Regions from separate parts of the Homo sapiens genome. Here region 1 is linked to region 2. Evidence: chromatin loops called from intact Hi-C (ENCODE). Cell type or tissue: Caco-2. All regions are shown on one strand.

Region 1 (2,500 bases), 260 kb before region 2:
CTACTTCTGCCTCCCAAAGGGCTGGGATTACAGGCATGAGCCACTGCGCCCTGCCCAGATTACTATTAACGTGGAGAAAGGTAAAAGGGCGATTGTCTACCAGAAGGGTCTGTTTTCCATGAACATGGACCACTGGATCCGTATGGGGGACACGGCCAGATATGAAGGAGGGGCTGTTTCCAGAGGAGACACCTGCTGAGAATTGTCGTCTAACCCTAGTAATTATTGGAACTGTTAAACCAATTTACTAGAGATCATCCAATCTTGAGCGCCCCCCTCCTTAGGATCCAAAGTAACCTTTCTTGTTCATTGCAGGGTTCACATTTAAGGAGATGCCTGGCTGTAGGAAGCTTGTCTGGCTTAGGAGAGGGGAAGTCTTACTGTTCATAGTAATTTGGATTTAGGCCAGGTAGGGTGTTGTTTGTAGAATTCATGGGCAGCACTCTGAGTTTGTCTTTTCTAAGTTTCCAGTAAGTCCAGGCAGCTATGGCCCCTTGAATTGTCTTAGTATTAGTATCATTGCCCCTGAAGAGGACTTTGTCGGAAGCTCTCCTAAGAAACAAGCAGATGGAGTCAGGACTCCCTTAAGCTGCTCAGGGCTTGCCACACCATTGTGTTGCATTCAGCCTGTCGTCTGATAAGCCCACTTCTACATCCCCAGCTGACCAAGACCTTTGGCCTCAGCTAACATTTTCCATTGACAGTCTGCCCAAACCCTTAAGACCCTATGCTAACATAGGGTCAGCAGCCTTCCAAGCCTTAAAAATCCCCATCAACAAGGTATCTGTGGGCCAGGGTCCAAAGCCTTCGCTGGGGGTCATTCCCACCTTCCTCACTAATTGTGCAGGATGCTTTTGCAGGGACACCATTTTTCCATTCCATACTGGGGCAGCCAGCCATTGAGTTTCAGCCCTTTAGGTGGAGCTCCCTCCCCGCCAGAACACTCTAGACAGCCAGCCAGCCCCTTTGTCTTTGGTTCCTGGGTTAGGAGAAACAGGGCCACAGGGCGAGAGAGAAGATGTTTTCTCCTCCAGGCAAGAGTTGTCCCCTCCTTCTTGGTCCTCCCTTTTTGTCTTCTCAGTTGTTATTACTTTGCTGTGGTCACCGGCAAAGCAGATGGTGGATTGATTGCCACTTATCACTGTCATGGTGCTGTCACTCTGCCTTTCCTCTAGAGGACACCAGTCCTCTTCCACAGGGTCCTACCCTCAGGCTCTTCCTTCCTGGGAGTTCAAGCCCCTGCCTCCTGTCCAGCGGCATCCTGGTAAGAAGCAATAGAGCTTGACCCGTGTTTCGTGGTTTGGAGCACCTGTTCAGTAGGACAGCCACCATCTTCAGAGTCCTGCGAGGGTCAGGGATATGACCTTCCTTGTCTTTAGTCACTTTAAGTAATGCTTTAGCTGGCTTAGCACAAGGGTTGGGCACAGCAGGTCCCAGCAGCAGAGGTATCGCTCCAGCTGTGCTTAGGAGACCAGCCTTGGCCTGATGTCTCTGCCTTGTCAGTTCATTCACCTGCTATCACAGTCTCCAGGGATGAGGGCATCCTCTTCTCTAAGAGTTCCCTAAACCAACAGGACACTGTTAGGGAGTCAGGGGTAGTCTGCTCTCAGTGCAGGTACATGCCATCCTCCCCTTTTACTATTCAAGCCCAAATGTCTTATAATGTCCAGCAACTGCCTAGTGGAGGACTCAGGCGGGTGGACTGACCTCCCTCCTGGGCAACCCCAAACCTCCCGCCCCAAAGATCAGTTCCAGTGTGTGGGTTCATTCAAATACTGGTGCTACCACTTGCCCAAGCTAATGAGTGTCTGGGGGAAACCAAACAAATATAGAGTGCCATAGAGCACACAGCAGTGCTATACAAACTGAGTGGAAAGCTTCCAAATTCTGAGTTCCAACCACTTGGGACTGTCCAGGATTCTTTTGCCAATTGATTGTCCTACTGGCTGGGCGGCCCCCATATCAATTTCTTAACCATTTCCAAAACCCTCCCCTTTCTTCACCACCCCTTGTAGCGAGTTCAAGGGATTTTGGGACTGGCTGGGCACAGTGGCTCATGCCTGTAATCAGAGCACTTTGGGAGGCCGAGGCAGGAGGATCACTTGAGGTCAGGAGTTCAAGACCACCCTGGCCAACATGGTGAAACCCCGTCTCTACCAAAAATACAAAAATTAGCCAGGCATGGTGGTGCACGCCTGTAATCCCAGCTACTCAGGAGGCTGAGGCAGGAGAATCGCTTGAACCCAGGAAGCAGAGGTTGCAGCGAGCTGAGATCATGTCACGGTACTCCAGCCTGGGTGACAGAGTGAGACTCTGTCTCAGAAACAACAGGGGGATTTCAGGACTGACCAAGAAAAAAAGATCTGACCATTACTTAGCAATAGCAAACGATGAGCTTTATTTGGCAACACTTTGACAGGGTGGCATGTAAGGGAAGTCCCATGAGGGACGAGGCCATCCAGAGGTTACAGCCCCAGGATAGCCACTCAGAAGTACCGGA
Region 2 (2,500 bases):
GTGAAAAGCATAACCAAAATTCCATTAGCACACACACAAAATGATAATAAATGTTTAAAGTTTACAAATCATTCCTGATTTGTAAACATTTTGTCATTGTTTCATAATTTCATACATGAAGAGGGTACAGACATTAAAAACCTTATTAGTTATCATTTAAAATATTCCAGGCCATGGAATTTATTTATAAAGCCAAGAATTCATTTCATTCACTCCCCAATTTGTTCTATAAAGCCAACATAACTTCAAAACCAAAACCTGCTAAAGAGAGTGTAAAGAAAGTAAACTAAAGCAGTTTGGTTGATGAGTGCGTGTGTGTGTGTGTGTGTGTGTGTGTGTATCAACAAATTCCCTGTGAATGGAGCCCAGTAGCATGGCAGATCAATGATACACTGGGACCAGGGAGGGTTCATATCAGAATGAGACAGAGCACTGCCCATTAACCTGGGGGGAACCCACAGGCTATCCGATGGGAAAGGAAGAGGCAGACCAGCATGTATACTGTGTCCTGTGAGTAAGATGCAGCGGCACCGCCCCCTCCCGGCTGTGTGCATCTGCACATCTGTCCGTGACTGTGCGAACACAGAGCAGCGCGTGGAGGGAACACACTAGATAGTTAACATGGGTTTTTGGCTGGCTGGGGGTGGCATGGTCCGGGGGGAATAAGGAGCCAAGTTCCTTTCAAAAGCACATGTGTAATATGATACAATTAATAGGATACGTGTGAAAATGATCGCCGTGTAGGTACAGGTGAAAGCAGTTGTAAAATTTGCTAAAAGGAAATGGCAAAACAGGGAGGAGCTAGGCTGATGCTTTCAGTGGGTGGAAGATAATGAAATTTCTGGCTGGAAACTGGGGAAGCTGCGGGCTGGGGTGCTGCTGGTGGTCGGGTGGAAAGAGAGAATTAAGATTGCGTGACGCTTCGCTGTTTCCAAAGCATTGCACGCACACCCTGCCTGTCTCACAGCTTCCTCTAAGGTAGGAGTCATTGACTTCATTAACAGGTGGGGAAACTAAACAACCAAGCCCATCATCTCAAAGCTTTTCCTTTGCACGGGTGCTTCCCGGCCTTGAATAAGGCACGCCCCGCACAGACCTACATCTTAAAGGGGCAAAAAAGCCTCAAGGCTTTATTTTTATTGTAATATCACTTAAGCATGTAAAAGCGAAAAACAAAACAAAACAAAACAAAAACAAACCCACACAGCATAAACTCCTTATTCTTTTGGATTTTGTGCAACAATAAAACAAAAAGTATATGAACTAAATGCAAACTAAATGATGCAATCAATGAGAATTCTAATTAACTACCTGAATGTGATGGTGTGGATTCGCTCAAATTAAGACACCACTTGAAAGGTGAAGAAATCAATGAATGGCTTCGTCGCTGAGCTTGTGCCTCCTGTCCCCTGGTGGTAACTAAGAACATCACAATGAGGTGGCATTCAGAAGGAAGCTGTTCCTTTTAGCATCCTACAATAGAAGCCAGGGAACAAATTCTTACAACTTCATACTGATTTTTAAAAATTAGTATGATTTTATTGCGGTATAACTTATGCATAGTCAACTCCATTTAAACTGCATAATGCGATACAGATTTTTGACAGATGGAATCATTTATGAAACCACTGCCACATTTTTCTAAACATTGATGAGAATGGAATCATATAGCATGCTGTCTTTTCCATCTGGCTTCCTGCACTCAGAAGAATGACTCAGGTTCATTCATGTGGTGGCATAGAACAGTAATTGATTCTTTTTTATTACTAAGTAGTATTCCATTGTATGGATATACCACATTTTTTCCATAAAAATGTGATCTAAATAGAAATTTTCTATTCTCTTGATAGGAAGCATCTAAGTAATCTTTTATAATTTATAAGACCTTGCACATTATATTATATATACAAGAGGGCTGCCCTCTAAAACACGTGATATCTTCTACAAGAAAATGATATCAATATTGCCTGCTTAAATTAGTTTTTTTTTTTTGGTGAAAGAGAAAGGCCTTTATACTGTGGCATTTCCTTGTTTACTAGAGAGTGAAATGTAGTCCCATAGATGATACTATTGATTTTAGCGAAAATCTTGGGACCTACGAGAATAAAACAATTATTTTCAATAAGTAGAAAGGTTTGAGAAGAGGTATAAAAAATGACATGGCTGACCGGGCGTGGTGGCTCACGCCTGTAATCCCAGCACTTTGGGAGACCCGAGGTGGGCAGATCACAAGGTCAGGAGTTCCAGACCATCCTGGCTAACAGTGAAATCCTGTCTCTCCTAAAAATACAAAAAATTAGCCGGGCGTGGTGGTGAGCGCCTGTAGTCCCAGCTACTCGGGAGGCTGAGGCAGGAGAATGGCATGAACCCGGGAGGCAGAGCTTGCAGTGAGCCGAGATCGCGTCACTGCATTCCAGCCTGGGCGACAGAGCGAGACTCCGTCTCAAAAAAAAAAAAAAAGACACTGCTTTGCATAGACGAGTTATTGACTTGCTCTGTG

Evidence for each region. Hi-C counts contacts between places; a loop is a spot of excess contacts. Peaks named below come from ENCODE experiments on the same cell type or tissue, not always from the same donor. Only the 100,000 strongest peaks of a DNase experiment are listed, where the experiment ranks them.
Region 1: it touches region 2 in a loop (10-fold over the local background); 4 of 110 quality-filtered maps call a loop at or near these places.

The regions. Positions count from the first base shown.
Region 1 is chr2:127,452,234-127,454,733 of GRCh38, reverse strand. No RefSeq gene overlaps it. Among named protein-coding and RNA genes, the nearest start is that of MIR4783, 30 kb to the right of the region's middle. In Caco-2, no CTCF peak of the experiment used is centred here; DNase peaks (open chromatin) are centred at 936 and 1,193.
Region 2 is chr2:127,196,026-127,198,525 of GRCh38, reverse strand. All of the region lies in intron 5 of CYP27C1 (cytochrome P450 family 27 subfamily C member 1), which reads left to right. Among named protein-coding and RNA genes, the nearest start is that of CYP27C1, 23 kb to the left of the region's middle. RefSeq lists a silencer at 1,279-1,573. In Caco-2, CTCF peaks have their summits at 535 (motif pointing left), 1,192 and 1,408 (motif pointing left); a DNase peak (open chromatin) is centred at 525; H3K4me3 peaks cover 857 bases.